2 separate regions of the Homo sapiens genome follow, and region 1 is linked to region 2. A link is an interaction called in ENCODE POLR2A ChIA-PET data of the cell type or tissue named here. Cell type or tissue: PC-3. All regions are shown on one strand.

What was found. Peaks named below come from ENCODE experiments on the same cell type or tissue, not always from the same donor. Only the 100,000 strongest peaks of a DNase experiment are listed, where the experiment ranks them.
Region 1: POLR2A ChIA-PET joins it to region 2 with 7 read pairs; 3 of 35 experiments call an interaction of 5 or more read pairs at or near these places.

Annotation. Positions count from the first base shown.
Region 1 is chr10:58,056,450-58,061,449 of GRCh38, reverse strand. No RefSeq gene overlaps it. Among named protein-coding and RNA genes, the nearest start is that of IPMK, 210 kb to the left of the region's middle. In PC-3, no CTCF peak of the experiment used is centred here; no DNase peak of the experiment used is centred here.
Region 2 is chr10:57,981,102-57,986,101 of GRCh38, reverse strand. It overlaps the pseudogene MRPS35P3. Among named protein-coding and RNA genes, the nearest start is that of IPMK, 280 kb to the left of the region's middle. In PC-3, no CTCF peak of the experiment used is centred here; a DNase peak (open chromatin) is centred at 2,761; H3K27ac peaks cover 534 bases.

The sequences.
Region 1 (5,000 bases), 75 kb before region 2:
GGAATAATACATTTCAGTTATGTTTCATCTCCTCTCCCCTCTTTTTTTCTAATAAGCTGGGCAGAGCGTCTGAATAGACAAAACATCATTCTTAAACCTGAACTTTTCTTCTCTTGCTGCCACCATGTAAGAAGTGACTTTCGCCTCCCGCCATGATTCTGAACCCTCCCCAGCCATGCAGAACCATTTGCTAAATCTTCCAAGCTTTGTCTTGTCATGGAAACTTTCTGTCTCTTGGTTTACTTATCAACAAAATGAGATAACACTTCAGTACCTACCACAAAATTGTTGGAAGTATAAAATGAGAACATGCATGGGAAATCATTTTTAAAACTCAAAAATACAATAAAAGTATAAGGAATGTTTTCAATTTTTAGAATTCCCCTTTCCAATTGAAAATACATTTTCTTTGCTTTGATTTTCAAAGAGGTATTCTATCTAAAGTCACATTTACTTGCTAGTAGTATTTTTCTACATTATCAGATTAGAGCTAGATCCATCCTGGTTGGCAACTTAGTATCATATAGTACAGTTGTGTTGCTTGATTGACAATGGCTACCTGGAGCACTGGGCTGGGAACTTCAGTTTTCCCACCAAAAAAGCCTATCTTGAACAATGGGTATACCCAGGTATACCTAACTTCCCTATCACTCCTCATGCTCCCTGAATCATATATATTGGGATTATGTGAAGTTTTTGTGATACATTAATTACACCTGTTTTTGCCAAGGAAGAGTAATCCAGGGGCATGCCTGCTGGGTGCCTGTTGACTCTTATTGGGATGCCCAGTCACCTGTCCTAAAGTGATGCGTGTTGTTGGCTCTGATACCCTGCTGCCACTGTAACATCTTCTGAGCCTCTCCAAAGCAGAACAATTCAATGCTCTTGGTCCTAATGCTGATAATCCTGCATCTCTGCATCTTCGCAGGCTCCCTGCCTCTTCTTGGCAAGCAGACTGATAGATCCCAGATGCTGCCTCTTGCCTTCTTTGATTTTTCCTTCTAAAATGTGGCCTGGCCCTTCCTTATGTGACTGACTCCAAGTTTTGGGTCATTTTATATTGTGCCAGCCTTGCAAAAAAAAAGAAATACATTTGACTTCCTAAATAAGGGCACCGAATTTCTTTCAGAGGCAAGTATGCCTGGTTAGAACATTTTAAACTCATTAAAGAGAGTAAAAATGTGGGACATAAAAACTATAGGAGCTGGTTCACATAAGACCTTACAAGTCTCTTTATGTTAGATGAAACTGAGAACTGCTGCAATGGGACAAATCCATGGTCCATGGAATCCAGCCCTGAAACCCAGCATTCATGGACATATTTAGGGCAGTCTATCCTTTTAGGTGAATTTAAAGGAAGGTTAATTTATGGCTTTGTATTTGTGACTCAAGCCTATGGATTTGACATCTAAAGTATCAAGCAGAAGCAGCAGATAGGACTAACAGCACAGCCAAGACAAGAGAAGGAGAAGTGTGGAGAGGGTTTTCTGGAACCTGAACAATGAAGCAGGTGGGTGAGATCACCAAGTTCAATTTGAAATGGGGACCAGCTTGCATTTAGCAGTGCTTTCTTCTCAGGGTATTTGAATTAAGCCAGCAGCCAGCCTGTCTTCTGGTGTCACAGCATTCGTTAAGGTTAGATTGCCCTATCCGTTACCAACAAGATTTAGACTTAAACACCCCACTTCTGTCCACGTTTTTTGCTTTATTTCTCTGTGTTGTAAGTATTTGGGCTCTATTTTCCAAACTTATTACTTCTCTCTTAGTAACTGTCTAGCCTAGTATTTTTTTTTAAGATGCAAAATCCTACAAAACCACTTTTTGCTTCTGGGCCTCCAGGCCTGTGATGGGAGGGGCTGTTTCAAGTCCACTTGATCCAGAGCTGAGTTCAGGTCCTGAATATCTTTGTTAATTTTCTGTCTCTATGATATGTCTAATGTTGATAGTGGGGTGTTAAAGTCTCCCACTATTACTGTGTTGGAGTCTAAGTCTCTTTGTAGGTCTCTAAGAGCTTGTTTTATAAACCCGGTTGCTCCTTTATTGGGTAAATATATATTTAGGATAGTCAGCCCTTGTTGAATTGAACCCTTTACCATTATGTAACACTCTTCTTTGTCTTTTTGATATTTGTTGGTTTAAAGTCTGTTATATCAGGAACTGGAATTGCAACCCCTGCTTTTTTCTGCTTTCTGTTGGCTTGGTAAATTTTTCTCTATTCTTTTATTTTGAGCCCATGTGTGTCTTTGCATGTGAGATGGCCCCTTGAATATGGCACACTGATAGTTCTTGAGTTTTTATCCAGCTTGCCATTCTGTGTCTTTTAATTGGGGCATTTAGCCCATTTATATTTGAGGTTAGTATTTTTGTGTGTGAATTTGATCCTGTCATCATGATGCTAGCTGGTTATTTTGCAGACTTGTTAATGTAGTTGCTTCATAGTGTCATTGGTCTGTGTACTTCAGTGTGTTTCTATAGTGGCTGGTAATGGCTTTTCCTTTCTGTATTTAATGCTTCCTTCAGGAGCTCTTGCAAGGCAGGCCTGGTGGTGACGCATTCCCTCAGCACTTGCTTGTATGGAAAGCATTTATTTCTCCTTCTCTTATGAAGCTTAGTTTGGCCAAATATGAAATTCTGGGTTGGAAATTATTTTCTTTAAGAATGTTGAATATTGGCCCACAATCTCTTCTGGCTTGTAGGGTTTCTTCTGAGAATTCTGCTGTTAGTCTGATGGACTTCCTTTTGTAGGTGACCTGGTCTTTTGGTGTGGTTGCCCTTAACATTTTTTTCCTTCATTTTGACCTTGGAGAATCTGATGATTATGTGTCTTGTGGTTGATCTCCTCATGGAGTATCTTACCAGGGTTCTCTGGATTTCGTGAATTTGAATGTTGGCCTGTCTTGCTAGGTTGGGGAAGTTCTCCTGGATGATATCCTGAAGTATGGTTTCAGGCGTGGTTCCATTCTCCCCATCTCTTTGAGTGTCCTAACCAGGTATAGGTTCAGTCTTTTTACATAATCCCATAGTTCTCAGCGGTTTTGTTCATTCCTTTTCATTCTTTTTTCTCTAATCTTGTCTTCCTGTCTTATTTCAGCAAGATGGTGTTCAAGCTCTGAGATTCTTTCCTCCACTTGGTCTATTTGGCTATTGATACTTGTTGCATTATGAAGTTCTTGTGTTGTGTTTTTCAGCCCCATTAGGCCATTTATGTTCCACTCTAACTGGTTATTTTGGTTAATAGCTCCTGTAATGTTTTATCACGGTTCTCGGCTTTTTTGCATTGGGTTAGAACATACTCCTTAGCTCAGTGAAGTTTGTTTTACCCACATTCTGAAGTCTACTTCTGTCAATTCATCCATCTCAGCCTCAGCCCAGTTCTGTGCCCTTGCTGGAGAGCTGTTGTGATCATTTGGATAAGAGGTACTCTTAGCCCAGTATTTAACCATTATTATCAACTTTATAAAAAGATTCAATGACTCTTTAATTTATAGAATTTCTTTTTCATCCTCAAATCTGGTTGTTATTTTTAAAATAATGTCATGCCTTTAACTTTTGGGTTTGTTCCTTTACTTCTCTGGACTTTAAAAAACACTTATAAAGTCTCTTTCAAATTATTCTATATTCACCACTTTTAAGTGTGAATTCTTCCATTTACTGCATTGTCTGTCTTTTTTGCTGGTGGATTTCCTCTTGTTCTTTTAAATCTTGTGTATGAATTCTTCAGTGGGAATTTTCTTCTTTGGGAGTCCAATAGGTCATTACGGTGATTGTTTTTATATGAGCTTCTTAATGTGGGTTTTCATACTTTATGAGTAGTGAAAAGAGTGCTGCACATCTGCACATAGAGCAAATCTGGTGTTTTGAATTCTCAAGATTCACTTTTCACCAAAAGCTTAGGAAGTTTTGTTACAGTAGGTAGCTAGTCAGACATGAGCAGGGCAGGAGAGGGCCATCCCACCCCAAGGAATATCAGGCAACCATCAGGTGATGGTCAGGCATTATTACACCCTTTCTCTAAAATAATAATCGGTGCAGCTGGCGCCAGGGAAACAGTCTCCCAATAGATGGAAAAACCTGAAGCTGGTGATCAGCAGCTTACCGATAATATCTCAGAAGTTGGGCAAGTAGGCTCATGTATGTGCACTAAGAGGTAAAATGGTGGAGTTTAACTGGTATATAACCTTATAGAAACACTTGACTGATAAGGGAAGAATGCCTCAAGTGAGCATGCATACAGCTCCAGTAAACACACTGTGCATGTTCCCCTCCCAAGTGCTAGCAGGCCACTGCGCATGCGGACTGCCCATCCCAAGGGAAGAATCAGGGGAGAAGGGATTCAAAACCCCAGAAGTATGCCAGCATATACAACCCTATGTCAAAGGCCAAATGGTGCACTTGATCTCTCAAGTCACCCGCTTGGCCCTCTTCCAAGTGTACCTTGAGCATGGCTGTGTATTTAAATAATTATTTTTTATATTGAAGTAATCATTTTTACATTATTTCAACTTTTCTTGTTTTGAGCAAGGGAGCAAGGTCTGAAGGTTGAAGTGTGCCACTGTCACAGGAAATTGCTATATTGCTTCTGTAAGTGATGTGAAAAGAAAAATTTAGCACTGAATGGTTTACCAACACAAACCTGCATGTAGAAAAGAAATGGAACTGCTTGTTAATTTTGGCTCTAGATGTCTTCTAAATAAGATTAAACATATAGTTTGAAAGAAGAAGTAGTCACATATATGCTTAAGATGAAACTAAAGTACCAGTTGAATTGATATAGAAAAATAATTGTACCATAACAGAAAGAGGCTTTCATTTTATTTAATTAAATACATGTATTCATATGATTTATGTTGGGTCATTTAGAACCCATTGTAAATTAGATATCAAATTATTATTAAAAAGGTTTTAAATCTGGTTTGGCATGGTGACTCATGTCTGTAATCCCAGCACTTTGGGAGGCTGAGGGTGGGTGGATCACCTGAGGTCAGGAGTTTGAGACCAGC
Region 2 (5,000 bases):
ATCTAAGGGCTGGCAGGCCTGAGACCCAGGAAAAGCTGATGCTTCAGGTAGATCTCAAAGGCAAGAAAAAAATTGATGCCTTAGTTCAAAGACCATCAGACAAGAGAAAGTCTCTCTTTTGCAAGAGAGGTCAAATTTTTGTTCTCTTTGGACTCTATTAGTGGATGATTAATATATTTCTCCACATTAGGAAGGGTGATCTTTATTACTCAAAGTACCAAATTAAATGTTAAGCTCATACAAGAATATGAAAATATAAGAATACCCTCACAGAAATACCTGGAATAATGGTTGACCAAATGTCTGGGTATCTTTCAGCCCAGTCAACCTTTTTTTTTTTTCTTTTAGACCAGGCCTGGCTCTGTCGCCCTGGCTGGAGTGCAGTAGTGCAATCTTGGCTCAGTGCATCCTCAGCTTCCAGGGCTCAAGTGAATGTCCTGCTTCAACCTCCTGAGTAGCTGAGACTGCAGATATATGCCACCATGCATGGCTAATTTTTACTTTTTTTTTTTTTATACAGATGGGGGTCTCACTATGTTGCCCCAGCTTGTTTTGAACTCCTGGGCTCAACTGATCCTATTGCCTTGGCTTCCCAAAGTGCTGGGATTACAGGCATGAGCCACTGAGCCTGGCCTTTAACCCCAGTCAACTAGACACATAAAATTCATTATCACAATCATCAGCATTTGGCTTAGGAGTTGAAGAGACTTTCACTGGTTACTATTAGAGGACATAAATACTGTAAGACCTTGGTGGTAACATCAGCTGTAAGAAACAATAGAAACAAAACTGATCAAAATATACTTTATGTCTTCCATTGACCTGGGTTGGAAGTGAACTTCAAAACAGTGTTGCAAATGTGCAGTTTGGGAGCTGCAGCTGCAATTAGCTAGTTACAATTCAGAAGCATTTTTTCTTTTCCTTTAATGGCAAACTTATAAAATTTGACTATTATTTTTAAAAGCAGTTAATTTTCCTGTAATAGTGTAGTATTGAAAATAGTTAAATATTATTATTTCACAAGTTTTGGACTTAAGATATACTCTTATCTCAGAAATTTTATTCTGTGAAGGTGATATTTAGCTTCAGTCGTGGTTAAATTTTGACTTAAATACTCTGCCATTCAGCCTTTGACTAAAATGTATTTTTGTTGTACTTATATATGCTTCCTTCATATTCCTGAAGATCAGGGCAATTTCAGAAGGGCATTATCTTGTAAGAATTTCCTGTTAAAATTTCAGCAAACTTGGTCTTTCCTTTGGACCCAGGAAGACAGTCCCTAGGGGTATGGCCCTCATTCCTGGCTTGGCTTCTTGTCACAACTATGTCACTAATACTTACACAATCATTTTTGGGCAACATTGCAAATAAGCATAATAGGAAGAAAAGTGAGAAGTTATCCTATTCCCATAAGATCTGATGGGGTCCTTAGGGAGGGCTACAGCTAGAAAATTTCTTTTTAGAGGTGGATAGGGGCAGCCTGGGGAGGGGGAGTGGGCACTGTGTGGACAGCAAAGTCCTCACTTTCAAGGTGGGTTTTTTTTGTTTGTTTGTTTGTTTGGTTTTTTTTTTTTTTTTGAGACAGGGTCTCACTCTGTTACCCATGCAGGAGTACAGTGGTGTGATCATAACTCACTGTAGCTTTGAGCCCCCGGCCTCAAGCGATCCTCCCACCTCAGCCTCCTAAGTAGCTGAGACTATAGCTACACACATCGCTACTCCCAGCTAATTTAAAAATTTTTTTTTTGTAGAGACAGGGTCTCACTTTTTTGCCCAGGCTGGTCTTGAATTCCTGGCCTCAAGTGATCCTCCCTTCTCAGCCTCCCAAAGTGCTAGGATTGCAGGTGTGAGCCACTGTGTCCAGCCCATGGTTGCATTTTTAGCCAAAATAGTAGTAGGTTAGGGAATGAGCTACACTGTTATCAGGGAGAAGAGAGTTCTGAGTAGAAGAAACAGCCAGCATACCTAGATTGTTCCACAAACAGCAAAGAGGCCAGTGTAAGGCATAAGGCCCTAGAGAGGCATGAGCCTTGCAAGGGGGAGAGTAGGAGGAAAAAAAAAGCCAGGGAAGCCATGGGGCCCAGGACTCCATTCACCATATAGCAACATGGACCACTAAGTGAGCTTCAGCTTTTAATAACTAGGATGGTGAGCCCGTCCAGGATTTGGGACTGATGGGTGGCATAATCTGACTTTCCTTTTGAGCATATATATGTAAGAATAAATTTGATTCCCCTATAAAACAACAGTTTTTAAGGAAATGTTTTAGAATTTATAGTAAATTTGACATAGTACCTAGAGTTAGGCAAGCTGCATAGTGTGAGGGAACAGCTCCCTGAAGACTGTTCTCTAATGCCAGCCACAAATTCAGGTTTCCCCCGGGTTATCTTTATGTCTGGCCATCTGGCTACAAATATGGGGATTCACATAATCCACCTCAGGTTTGATAACTCACTAGAATGACTCAGAACTCAGGGAAGTGCTATACTTAAAGATTACAGTTTTATTACAACAAAAGGATACAAGTTAGAACCATCAAAAAGAAAGAGGCACAGAGCCAATTCTGGGAGGTTTCCAAATGCAAAGCTTCTGTTGTCTTCAGGGATACGTTATCCTCCCAGCTTTGAAGTGTGACAATGTTCAAAGAGTATTGCTAACCAGGGAAGCTCACCTTAGCTTTGGTGTCCAGAGTTTTTATTCAGGCTGCATTGAGTCATGATGTTGATTGACTCATTGGCCACATGGTTGGATTCAATCTTCAGTTCTCCTCTTTTTCCCCTTCCAGAAATCCGGCTGATATCACACTGCTGAAAGCCTAATCTGTTAACCACATGGTTGGTCTTTCTAGCATGACCAGTTCCCACCTTTAGTCATTTGTTAGCATAAACTATCAGGTATAGTATGAGGTGCCCACCGTAAATAACAATGACACTACAATCACTCAGGACATTTCAAAGGTTTACAGTTTACCTCCCAGGAACTGGGGACAAAGGTCAGCCACATTCTTATTGTACATATAGATCATACAAGGATTATATAGAGATATTCTGATAGAATTGATAATCAAGTATGTTTTCACTCTAATTCATGTCAATTCAATATGTACCTTCCTTTCCACTGATTCTTTGTACTTAGACATGCTATTTTTATCCTTCTTCTCATTCTTAAAATGAACAGATATTTTGTGATCCTTGTTTAGAACAATAGTGTTCTTTTTTTGTTTTTATCAGTAGCTTTAATTTGTAAATTTTTTTATATTTTTCTTTTATGAACTGTTTTTCATAGATATTCCTTCCCATGTGCTTCCATCTTTTTTCTCTTACTCTCTGGTTTAAGATTCAAGGTATGAAACTGTGAGTGGATAAATTGCATAATCATAATTCTGTCGTTTTGCTGGTGAACATTTCTGTGGTCTTAAAGTATTGCTCTCTTGCAAGTTTAGTATATTTTTTCTTCACATGATCACTTAAATTCAGATTGGAAAGTTTACTCGATAAGGTTCCTACTCTACTTTGGGATTTTGAATGGATAATTCTGCTGAAACATAATCAGTTAAATGAGTTTTAATTGGGCAGTGCTACTCATATTTCTCACAAGTCTGATGCTGCTGGCCACTCAGTGCAGAAATCACATGCCAAATGTAGAAAGCCAGAAATATTTAAGTTTTGGCTTCCCTCCTTTGTCATAGAACCCCCTTTCTAGGGTCAAAATACCCATTTCAAGTGCTTTGAAAGGAGCTTTGAAAGATTTAAATGGTGTTGCAACAGGGAGAAGACTAGCCCAGTCTGGGTCAACAGCTGTGTTTTCTGTTCTAGGAGTCTCTCTCGACCAGACTTACCTTTGTTGTTGTTTTATTGTTTTCTGATATAAAGCCTTGGTCTTGGCTTTGGCCCATCAGTGACTGGAAATCTGATGATGGAGAAGGTACACAGGATCTTTGCCACCTGCCGGGCAGATGATGCTAAGAACCACGTGGCTGCCATTACTGTAGGGCCTGATTTGTGTTTTAAAAGAATCAGTCTGGCTGTTGTATCAAGAATAGACCCAGGAGACCTGGTAGAAGCCAGTTATAAGCTTTTTGCAATATTCCAGTATGAGATTATGATAGTTTGCATCAAAGATATCTCAGTGCAGATATTTAGAATTGCTCAGATTCTAGCTGAATCTTAAAGGAAGAACCAACAATATTTGCTGAGAGTTTGGATATAAGATGTGAGAGAGAGGGAGGAGTCAAAAGATGACTCTAGATGTATTAGTTATCTATCATTGAGTAACGAAGTATTTCAAAACTTAGAGGCTTAAAACAATAGCATTGATTTCTCATAGTTTCAATGAGTGTTGCTGGATGTTGCTTTAATGGGTGCTCTGGTTCTGGGTCTCTCTCAAGGCTGTAGTCATCTCATGGGTCAACTGGGAAGGATCTGCTTCCTGGCTCACTTTCCTGGCTATTGGTCAGATTCAATTCCTCACAAGCTGTTGGCCAGAGATGACTCTTTGTGTTTCACTATGTAGGCCTCTCCATAAAGCATCTCACAGTATGGCAGTTTGCTTCATTAGAGTGAACAAGTGAAAGCGTCACAGAGTGTCAACAAAAGGGAGGCTGCTAGCAAGATGGAAGTCACAATCTTTTGTAAACTAGTCATGGAAGTGGCATCCAATTACTTTTGCTGTATTCTATTTAGCAGAAGCAAGTCACTAGGTCCAGCCCACGTTCAAGGGGAGGGGCGTACCCAAAGGCACGAATACCAGGAAAAAGAATCATTGGAAGCCACATCAGAATACCTGAGTTTTAGCCTATATCCACCATGCCAGAGTTTCAGCCTCCATAACTGGACTGTTAGAGATCATATTTACTGAGATGAGGAAGACTGCATTAGGAGCATCTTTGTGAGGGGTTGGGTTGGGTAAATTAGAATTTTTTATTTTTGATATGTTAAATTTGATATGGCTAGTAAACATCCACGTTGGTTATATGTCTGACTTTAAAGGGAGCTATTCAG